2 separate regions of the Homo sapiens genome follow, and region 1 is linked to region 2. Evidence: chromatin contacts called from ENCODE Hi-C data. All regions are on one chromosome and are shown on one strand. Each heading gives the region's core, a stretch centred on a gene start or an enhancer-like site at or near the end of the contact. The rest is flanking DNA. Distances are from core to core; before and after follow the strand shown. Region 1 overlaps LOC105373182 (a long non-coding RNA gene). Region 2 has its middle 110 kb from the start of ATP6AP2.

Region 1 (5,551 bases), core at 2,706-5,205, 65 kb before region 2:
TGCAGTGCTTTCACAAACATCATCTCATTCCCCTCCCCAAGCACATTGTGAGGTCTGTGCAGTGGGCATTATGAGTCCCATTATACAGATGAGGTTACCCACCAAGGCTCAGAGAGCTTAAAAGACTTTGCTCCAGAGTCGATGCATGTTTCAGTTAGGATTATGCACAGACACTCAAAATAGCTGTGGTTAAAACAACATAAGAGTTTATTTTTCTTTCCCATTGGAGACTGGGGGTAAGCTCTGCTCCACAAAGTTATAGGGACCAAGGATCCATCCATTGCTCTGCCATTACTAGGATGTGGTCCTTGCCTTCATGATCCAAGATAGCAGCTAGAACTCCAGCCATCACATTTTCATTCCAGGCAGCATAATGAAAGAATGGGTGGATGATAAAAAGAGGGAAGAAAAGCCTGCCCTTTCCCTTTAAGGACACTTGCTGAAAGTTGCACTCACCATTTCTACCCTGCCTCCAGAATTTAGTCACATGGCCACACCTAATTGCAAGGAAGGCTAGGAAATATGGTCTTTATTCCAGATGATCATGTGCCCAAGTAAAAATTCGAGGCTCCATTTCTGTGAAAAGAGGGACACCATATATTGGGAAAAACTAGTCATTTCTGCTACAGTGATTTTGCCATCGAGGGAGGAATCAGCTTTTAAATCTAGTTTATCTTTTCTTTCTTTTCTCTTCTTTTTTTTTTTTTTTTATAGAGACAGGGTCTCACTATGTTGCCCAGGCTGGTCTTGAACTGGCGTCAACCAATCCTCCTGCCTCAGCCTCCCAAAGTGCTGAGACTATAGGCGTGAGCCACCGCACCCAGCCTAAATCTAGTTTTTCTGACTCCAAATCCTCCCTTCTTTACCCTCCATGTCATGTGTGTCATGTGGCATTTCTTTTTTCTTTTTTTTTTTTTTTTTGAGACGGAGTCTCTCTCTGTCGCCCAGGCTGGAGTGGAGTGGCGCCATCTTGGCTCACTGCAAGCTCCACCTCCCGGGTTCACACCATTCTCCTGCCTCAGCCTCCTGAGTAGCTGGGACTACAGGCGCCCGCCACCACGCCCGGCTAATTTTTTGTATTTTTAGTAGAGATGGGGTTTCACCATGCTAGCCAGGATGGTCTCAATCTCCTGACCTCGTGAGCTGCCCACCTTAGCCTTCATGTGGCATTTCTTATGTATAATTTGATTCACAGAAGTATAGAATTTTGTCACTGGGAAGGACTTTGGGAGTTCTCCTGTCATCTGCTGGTTGGATGCCTGAATTAGCTCTAAAACCTACTAGACTAATGCCCATTGCCTTTCTCAAACATCTTGTAGGCCAGCCCATTTGGAAGCAGCTCCAGCTGTTAACAAAGATCTTTCTGTGACTGGTCCCAAACCAGCTTCCCTGGCCTCTCTGACCATTGGTCCTCACCGTGTCTTTTAGTACCTCTCAGAGCAGAAAGCATCTGCTCTTCTCTTCACTCCTCTCAAAGCAGCCCTTCAGATGTTTGAAGATGACCTTTCTGTTCCCTGAGCCATTTCTTCTCCAGGCTAAATGTTCCATATTCCGCCAACCAGTCCTGGACATCTCCTTCTGGACATCGTCCCAGTGATTTGTAGCTTCCACACTAGGACACACTAGCTAAGAAGAGAGGAGTCTTCCTGAAGACTAAGCAGCAGGGTACTCAACCTTCAACCCTTTCAGCAAGAGGGACTTATGTGCAGTGAATGCAGAGACTATTCACAGGAGCAAGGTCTCCGCTCCCACTCTAAATCCTCTGCAAAATGCATAGAGGGGGCAGGACCAGAAGAGACAACCCTGGGATGATGTCTTTGACATCTAGGATGCTCTTTCAAGGCTTCTTTAGTCTTTGGGATTCTAAGCCTTGCAGTAAAAGCACAGGCCCAGGGAAAGCTATCTGGATGCTCATATAAGTTAAGATCAAATTTGGCCACAAGTAACAGAAAACCTAACCAACAAGAAATTCAGGTTGGTGTCAATTTAGCCTTGTCATTAAAGACCCAGACTCCTTCTATTTCCTTGATCTTCCATCCTCAACATGGGGCTTTTATCCTCATGGCTGCAAGAAAGCTGCTGCACTTCTAGGCATTGCAACTGCATTTCAGGAAGGAAGACAGAGGAGTGCAGAAGACAAAGGGTGGTGTTTATTTGCTTGTTTGTTTTTTGAGACAGAGTCTCACTCTGTCACTCAGGCTGCAGTGCAGTGGCATGATCTCAACTCACTGCAACCTCCGCCTCCCAGGTTCAAGCAGTTCTACTGTCTCAGCCTCCTGAGTAGCTGGCACTACAGGCATATGCCACTACGCCCGGCTAATTTTTGTATTTTTAGTAGAGATGGGGTTTTGCCATGTTGGCCAGGCTGGTCTTGAACTCCTGACCTCAGGTGATCCACCCACCTCGACCTCTCAAAGTGCTGGGATTACAGGCGTGAGCCACGGCACCCTGCGGACAAAGGGTATTTTAAAAGAGAAATGTTCTCTTTTACCTGGAAGCCCCAAACTTGTGAGTTTCGTTTATAGATCATTGACCAGAACTGAGACACATGTGTCCTCTGCCCAGCTGCATGGGAGTCTAGGAAGAGGAGCATTTTAACTTTCCAGTTTCTATGGTAGAAGACAAAGGAAAAGAGGACTGTGAATGGTTTAGGGGTGGCCATTCCAGTGTGTGCCATAATGTTCTTCTGCAAAATAAAGGAATTAGACTCAATAGTTTCTCAATTCCTTTCCGGATGACATTGTGTGGGAGTGGACTGGTGAGAAGCTGCATGAGCTAATGGAAAAAACACCTGAGGCCGGGCGTGGTGGCTCATGCCTGTAATCCTAGCACTTTGGGAGGCCAAGGCGGGCGGATCACCTGAGGTCAGGAGTTTGAAACCGGCCTGGCCAACATGGCAAAACCCCATCTCTACTAAAAATACAAAATTAGCCGGGCGTGGCGGCAGGCGCCTGTAGTCCCAGCTACTCAGGAGGCTGAGGCAGGAGAATCGCCTGCACCCGTGAGGCAGAGGTTGCAGTGAGCCGAGGTCACACCAATGCACTCCAGCCTGGGCGAGAAGAGTGAAACTCCGTCTCAAAAAACAAACAAACAAACAAAAAACACTTGAAGTCGGTTTTGTTACTGTAAAGCCTGGAGTTTGAATCCTGGCTCTGCCATAACAAGCCCTGTGACCTTAGATAAGTCACTTAACATCCCTGAGCTCCATTTGCTTTATGTATAAAATGAGGATAATAATATTCACCTCTCAACGATGCTGTGAAGATTGGGGTCATATGTCAAGTTCCTAGCACAGAGATGGGCGCACATACTACTCACTCCTCAAAATGACAGCTGAGTCACAATGCTGGCTGATACGTCTCAGCTTTCTATGGGCGACCAGGATGCTGCTCAAGCTTTACCCAGGGCCAAGAGCTCCCTCCTCTCTCCCTCTCCCCCTACTTCCCCTGCTTGCAACCACCAATGGTGACCAGTAATGATCCAGATCATATCCAGACCTCTAAGGTAGCAAACTAATTGGTCCTGGTGGAGATAACTTGGACCACCCAGGCAGGCAGCTCAGCATGGATAGAGGCCACCTCAGTGGATGTTAAACATTAACAAAATCGTAGAGTGGAAATGCTGGCAACGCTTTAATCAGAGCAGGGCTGGCGGGTGTTGAGACCATGCAGATGAAGTGCGGCTCAGAGCTTGAGGGGCTATAGCTTAGGTGGCACCGGAGGTGGTACCCTGAGCCTGCCCTGAGCCAAGAAACGCCTCCATGCAAGGCCAGGGTGTCCTCTCTGGGGAGGAAGCCCCACGTGCTTGAAGGTTTCTTAAAATAGAGCCAAAAGGGTTTCTGCTGCCAGCGCTAAGGAGCTGAGGGCTTTTCCCTCTCCCGCTGAAGGTTGTAATTCTCCTGCCATGATTCGGGTTCCCCTTGCCAGGACTGCTTAGCATTACTGGCTGATCTGAAGGAGGCTTGGGGCCTTTGATGACACTGCCTGATGACTCAGAACTGAACGCAGCTTGGAAGCGCTAACTGAGCAGATTGTTCAGGGCAAGCTGGGGCTGTCTTCTGCCTTCTGAAGATCTATGGTTTGGGCCCTGTTATTGGCTAAATCATGTCCCCCACCACAATTCAGATGTTCAAGTCCTATGCCCTGGGATCTCAGAATGTGACTGTATTTGGAGACAGGACCCTTAAAGATGTGATTAAATTAAAATGAGGTCTTTATACTGGACCCTGATCCACTATGTCTGGTGTCCTTATAAGAATAGGAGGCCAGGCACGGTGGCTCACGCCTGTAATCCCACCACTTTCGGAGGCTGAGGCTGCAGGATTGCTTGAGGCCAGGAGTTCAAGACCAGTCTGGGCAACATAGCAAGATCTTGTCTCTACAAAAAATTTAAAAATTAGCCGGGCATGATCGTGTGCTTCTAGAGTCCCAGCTACTCGGAAGGCTGAGGCAGGGAGTTGGAGACTGCAGTCTTAAAAAACAAAACAAAAACTAAAGCGAAAACAAAAACAAAAGAAAGAGGAGATGAGGACACAGACGTACACAAAGGAAAGACCATGTGAAGACACAATGATAAGAAGGCCACATGCAGGCCAAGGTCAGAGGCCTCAGAAGGAACCAACCCTGTGACACCTCAATCTAGGATTTCCAGCCATAAGAACTGTGAGAAGATAAATTTCTGTTGTTTAAGCTTCCCAGTGTGTGGTACCTCGTTGCAGCAGCCCTCATAGTCTAATACAGGCTTTTACAACTCCGTTCTGTGCTTTGACCCTGAAAAAAGAAGAAGATGAAGGAGAGGATACTAGTTTGAAGTGATTGGCACTGATCTGTCTTCTCACACCTATAAACTGCTATATGCCTGGTATCTATTATGATCAGGATATATTTATAATAGACCACAGGAGCCGATTGTGGCTAATAGTGGTGAAACTGTCCTCACAAGGTTGACAAAAATTGCATGCCGGGTTCTGGACAGAAATATAGTTATCATTAAGCATCAGTTAGACTGCACTCTGGCCCACTTCCTTGTTGCTAAAAGTCCTGCAGCACTAGATACTGACCATTTGTCCTGTAGATAGGATTTCTGACTGTTTAAGAGTTGATTTGCATTCCCATCATTCCTACAGACAGGATCTCTGACATTAGAATCATAAGGTTTTTGTTTAAGGATGACTTACGATGGTTTTCAGACCTTGAATTCCCGCAACCAGTTTGAAGACCCCCACAGAGGAACAAGATCAGCACGAGAACAGAGTTTCTTCACCTTCTGGTCCCATGACTTCACTCTGCACTCTTCCACCAATCAACCGTCTCCACACTTTGGCCCACTCCAAAACCCTTAAGAATTCTAACCCCCAATTCCACAGGGAGATGGATTTGAGCTTCCCTTCCATCTCCTCATTCAGCAACCCTACAATTAAGCCTCTTTCGCTGTTGCAACCCGGTGTTTCAGAGCACTGACTTGCTGTGTGCATCGGGCAATGAACTTATTATGGTTACAACAGCATCTGAAGACTAAACATTTTGGGGGACTCTCTTTTTAAAAATGAATA
Region 2 (5,877 bases), core at 81-2,580:
GAGGCCACCTTAAAAGAAATGGGGGCCTTCAGTGGAAGGATCAGTCAGCCCAAGTAGACTTCACAGGGAGGAAGATAGACTAAATGCGTCCCCTCATTCTCCTCTGCCCTCTGATCTCTTGGTGGGGCTTCCCTATTGGCTGGAACTGGCCAACGGGAGCCAAAGGGTGGGGGGCCCTTTGAGATGAGTGCAATGAATGCATAAGGGTCAGCTTCCTGGGGCACAGGGCAGGGAGGAGGGGGTGGAGGGTGGGCCTGGAGGGGAAGATGGAAGATGTCGTGAACATCTACTTCCATATTGGGTCGCACTCTACGGTGTGGACTCCTCTAGGTCAAGCTATTTGGCTCCTTGTTCTTTTTGTTCCCAGTACACAACCTAGCGTACGGCTCATGCTTCCAATCGTGTTTGCTGACACCCTGAATGAATTCCGTCGTGCCTCTTTGTTTCTCTCATTGGCAGTGTAGTGGCAGTTAATGACATTTCGACAGAATGGAACCGAAACACTTCCTTTTTTCTTTTTTTTCTGAGACAGGGTCTGGCTGTATCGCCCAGGCTGGAGTGCAGTGGCACGAATCTCAGCTCACTACAACCTCCACCTCCTGGGCTCAAGTGATCCTCTAACCTCAGACTCTCGAGTAGCTGGGATGCACACTACCATACCCGGCTAATTTTTTTTGGATTTTTTTAGTAGAGACAGGGTTTCGCTTTGGATTTTTTTAGTAGAGACAGGGTTTCGCCATGTTGCTCGGTCTGGTCTCAAACTCCTGGGCTCAAGAGATCTGCTTGCCTCAGCCTCCCAAAGTGCTGGGATTACAAGTGTGCGCCACTGCACTTGGTCTAGAAACACTTCCTAAGGTGAAAGTTTGGAGGGTGGAAGAAGAAAAAGAGAAAGGAACCAGAAATGCCCCAAAGATGAAGGCTGAATGATGCTGGAGCTGTTTCACTTTCTTCTCAGGAAGTGTAAATAATGAGCTGTACTTTCTTCTTCATTCACAGTAGTAATAAAAACACAATAACTGGCATATGCAGTGCTTCCAAGCCGACCAAGTGGTTTATATGCATTACCTCATCGGATCCCCTCAACAGCCCTGTAAGGTACACGATATTGTCATCCCAATCTTATAGACCAGGCTTAGAGAGGTTAAGTGGTTGGTCAGCCAGTGAGTGTTGGTGGAGCCACCACTGGGACTTTGAGTCCATTTCCACTGTCACCACTTGTGCTCTGCTGCCCTCCTGCCAGAACACCTCTCAGGCCTGTTCCTTACTGGGCAGGCTGTCCAGATCGGAACCTCCTCCTTTCAAGAGGCTAAACTAAACAGCTGAGCAGGAACAAGAGCAAACAGGGCAGGAAGAGAGGAGGAGCCCTGCAGAACACAGTGGCCCTTTGTTTTCTGCTGCCACCTCCTGGATCATCAACACCCTTTTGTCCTCTGTTCTCTGCTTCAAATACAGGCTGAGCTGGGGTGGCGGGGGGAATGCCCTTCCTACTCATTGCACAACTATATAATAATCTTGAATATTTTAAATTGAAGTCATTTAAAAAGGAAGGAAATTCTGACACATGTGATTGAAGACATTATGTTAAGTGAAATTAGCTGGTCACAAAAGGACAAATCCTGTATGATTCCACTCATATCATGTACCTAGAGTCATGAAATTCATAGAGACAGAAAGTAGAATGGTAGCTGCCAGGGGCTAGGGGGCGGGCAGAAAAGAGGAGAAGCAGAAGTTATTGTTTAATGGGTACAGAGTTTCAGTTTTGCAAGATGAGAAAAGTTCTGGAGATGGATGGTGCTGATGATTACAAAACAACGTGAGTGTATTTAATGACACTGAACTGTACACTTAGAAATGGTTAAAATAGTAAATTTTACTATATATATATATATGTTTCTTTTTTTTTTTTTCTGAGACAGTCTCACTCTGTTGCCCAGGCTAGAGTACAGTGGTGCAATCACAGCTCACTGCAACCTCTGCTTCCCAGGCTCAAGCAATCCTCCTGCCTCAGCCTCCCAAGTAGCTGGGATTACAGGTGTGCATGACCACACCCAGCTAGTTTTTGTATTTTTAGTAGAGACGGGGTTTCACCATGTTGCCCAGGCTGGTCTTGAACTCCTGACCTCAAGTAATCCTCTGGTCTCGGGCTCCCAAAGTTCTAGGATTATAGGCGTGAGCCACCACACCCAACTCTGCTATATATATTTTACACAATTTTTAAAAAACTGAATTCAGCAAACATTTAATGAGCATCTACTCTGTGCTCTGTACTGGGCATTTAAAACCATAAATCATCAGCCCCACCTTCAAGGATCTGTCAGTCCCATTGGGCAAAGTGACATAAATGTACCCAGCCCTGTGTGAAAAGTGCAACAATGGCAGAGTGCACACGCGACTGAAATAGCACCAAGGAAGAAGAGCCAGTTCTGCAGCAAGGTGTGGGGAGGAGTCATGAATCTTTCCTGAAGGAAGCCACATTTCCAGGAACTGAGATGACTTCACGTGTGTAAAGAGGTTGGGCGGGAAGTGGGGCTGCTGAGGACACACAGAACATTCCAAGCAGAGAAATAGCATGAGGAAAAATATAGAGGTGTGAAACGGCACATCGCTGAGTCTCCTCTCCAACTCCTTGCCTTGATTTGTGGGGATATAACTAAACCCATATCCCCTTATTCTATACGATTGATATGTCTACAGGAGTGTTTCTCAAACCATCTGTGATAAAGGACCAGAATATATATATATATATATATATATAATTTCTAGTACATCATAGACTGATATGTGACCCTACTGCATATGACTATTATAGAGTTCATGCCATGTGTGACTTACCATGGAAGATGGAATTGATTTATTTCCTATTCAACAAGAGTTCACTGATCACACACTTGGACATCACAGCAAGGTCAAGTTGCTTTCAAGGCTTCTCAATGGTTTACTGTCATTTTCCATGTTTATATCATTGTGATCCAGAGCTGGTTCACGGGCCACACTTTGAGTAGCGAGTAGCACTGCTGGTCTATAAGAGGGTGAGCCCCTTAAAGAGAGGGAACCATATCTTTTCATTTTATCTGTCCTTGTGCATGCCTCCTGTTTCTTAGCAAGCCCACCCAAAAAGCCCTCTTCTTGCCCAGAAAGGGATGCCCACTTGTTAATCAGCTAGTGTTTTCCCAGTGTTTTGAATTTGGAAAGCTCTGCTGGTATTAAATACTATTATTATTATTAGTCTTGTGTCCACTAAAGTGGATGCCATTTAATTAGAACTGCATAATAAGCAAATCTGCCTTAATTGGCTGGGATGTGGCTGAAAAACCATTTTGTGTCTGCTCTGCACTCTCTGTTCTGTGGCCATCACATCGAGTTCTCTGGCAATGGGTCATTTTGGAGACCTTGGGCAGGGTTTAGGGAAGGTTATCTGGCTACTGATTAACACTTAATTAGCACCTTTTTCATGTAGCACAGCAGTGACTTTGTAAATTTAAAAATTTCAGGGGACCACTTAATGTGGAATTAAAGTACAAGTACAATATTTAAGATGCATGAAATTGTTTTACGCATTACAGCATTAACTAGCTCTTAATTTATGCAGTGCATGCCAGAGAAGGGCAATTAAAGTGTAGCAGGGAAAAAAATTATAGATCTCTACGTTGTCCTGTCTTTTCCTCTAATGATGCTTTTGAAGGTTTTTGCTACATTCATATCTCAACTCCTGTTCTAGATTTAGGAGTAACTGGTAAGTTCTGAAGCTTGTTTGCCCCATAGGAATTGGCATTATCTTTAAGCCGAAGCCATCTCCAACCAATGTCTCCCTTCCAGGACCTAGAAATCCACTTAGCCTCAGTGATTGGTCCAGGGATAGGCACATAGCCTGACTAGCACCAATGAGATGTCAGGAGACTGTTGCTGGGGCCTTATGGAAAAGTGATGCTAAAGGTATCTTCCTCGGTAGCTGTTGGAGGGAGTTGTTCTCTTTTCCTTTGGCCTGTGTGGTGTGGAGATGTGAGGTGCGGAACCATGGCAGTCGTTTTGTAAGCAGTCTGGAGCGGCGGGGGAGGCGGTGTTTGAAATTTGGGGACGAATCCAACACCACAGGATTGCTATATGGCAAGATGAAGAGAAGCCCAACCCTGAGAGATATTGGGTTGGGACTTGTCTGAAGGCAGTATGATCTCTGGACTTTTGAATTAGATTGGAGTCTATACATCTGTTGCATATTCCCCTTCTCTGTCTTTTTTTTCTTTTTTTCTGAGACGGAGTTTCGCTCTTGTCGCCCAGGCTGGAGTGCAATGGCATGATCTCGGCTCACTGCAACCTCCGCCCCCTGGGTTCAAGCAATTCCCCTGCCTCAGCCTCCCGAGTAGCTGGGATTACAGGCACCTGCAACCACGCCCAGCTAATTTTTGTATTTTTAGTAGAGACGGAGTTTCACCATGTTGGCTAGGCTAGTCTTGATCTCCTGACCTCAGGTGATCTGCCTGCCTCGGCCTCTCAAAGTGCTGGGATTACAGGCGTGAGCCACTGCACCCGGCCCCTTCTCTGTCTATATTCATGTTGTTCCCTTTTACTGGAATGTTCTTTCCTTCCTTCTCTATCCTTTGAGGCCAAGTCCAAATGCCACCCATTGAAGAAGCGTGCCTTGACCTGAACCATGCTCGGGGTGGTCAGAGTCATGCCTGCTAATGACCCTTCCTTGAACTTCTCCTTCAGCACAGAGCACATACTGCCCTGAAAAGTGTGAAGCTGCAAATGTGTGACTCTCCATCTCCCCTGCGAGGACCTAAGCTATTGCTTCTCTCTCCCCAGCATTCGTATCACACCTGGCATCCTGAGCCTGCACAGTGCCACTGAACTGTTCCTAGAAAGGAATGTTAACTATGCTAGTATGGTGTAGTCAGAGGAGGAGAGAGTGGATGTGAGCATATGGTCTTCTGAGCTAAAGCCAGACGACAAGAAACAGTAAATGCTGCAGCTGGGTGGATTCCTGGGCCCCTGCAGCTGCTGAGAGCATGTGAGGACTTGCGAGAAGGAGGAGGAGTCACAGGCAGGAGCCAATTAGATTCTCTGTCTTTCCCTCTGTTTACAACTTGCATACATCAGTAGTCTCCAGGCGCAAAGTCAAATGCCAGGAAAGTACACATTTCCCCGGCCCCTCCTCCTCCCCACACCCCAAGCCTTCTGTGGCAGACGTGGGGTTGAGCTGCTCCGATCCCCTTCAGGAGCACATCTGCTGTGCAACTTCTCCGAGTGTTGTGAGCAGACAGCCTCAGGGCCCACCTCAACCTTTCCCACGTGTTCCCCGGCAAGCGGCTGAGCAAGGCGGGTGGTACTCAGGGCCAGCCCTTTCTGAATTAGACAGGGTTCCTCTGATGAGCACCTTTGCTCGGAACTCCCGCTGGGCTAGCAGAGACTTTTCAGATCTGCACTGCCACCTGATGGCTCTCCCTGCCCCGTCCTTCTTCCTCCCCTCCTCCTTCCGCGGTGCTACTTCCAACAAACCCTTGGCCCTCCTTACTCCACCTCAGCACCTGCTTCCATGAGAAATCAACCTGTCACACCCTCCCCAGAGGTCAAAACTGTTCATCGTGGGTGTACGTTCTTCCAGATAGTCTTTTCTTTGTATTTATATACATGTAGGTACGTATGCCACCAAAAGGTTTGTTATTACTCATTTTGTTTTTACATAAATGGGATTATACGGTGTGAATGGCTCTACAACTTTTAAAATTTAACACATCTTCATGAGCAGTCAGTATCGGTGCACATAGGTATGTCTTTTTTGTATTTGCTGTAGAGTATTCCACAGTATGGCTAGCCCATTATTTAACCATTCTTATACTGATGGACATTTGGGTTGTTTCCCTTTTCTGTTATAATTAA

What was found. A loop is a pair of places that touch in the nucleus more often than their neighbours do. Pooled maps may share reads with other maps.
Region 1: a pooled map shows a loop between it and region 2 (2.3-fold over the local background). The contact joins two enhancer-like sites. A Hi-C loop is called at or near these places in 2 of 168 maps with a recorded cell type or tissue (K562 and breast epithelium), 1 of 37 single-sample maps with no recorded cell type and 5 of 50 pooled maps.

What each region holds. Positions count from the first base shown.
Region 1 is chrX:40,399,381-40,404,931 of GRCh38, forward strand. LOC105373182 (a long non-coding RNA gene) reads left to right here. Exons shown (of 3, transcript XR_001755830.1): 3 at 1-662. Among named protein-coding and RNA genes, the nearest start is that of LINC03099, 140 kb to the left of the region's middle. Within about 2 kb of position 3,956, at least 2 of the 41 ENCODE cell types and tissues checked have a DNase peak (open chromatin) inside an H3K27ac peak, as active enhancers do.
Region 2 is chrX:40,467,146-40,473,022 of GRCh38, forward strand. No RefSeq gene overlaps it. Among named protein-coding and RNA genes, the nearest start is that of ATP6AP2, 110 kb to the right of the region's middle. RefSeq lists enhancers at 1,232-1,526, 4,879-4,928, 5,169-5,348. Within about 2 kb of position 1,331, at least 8 of the 41 ENCODE cell types and tissues checked have a DNase peak (open chromatin) inside an H3K27ac peak, as active enhancers do.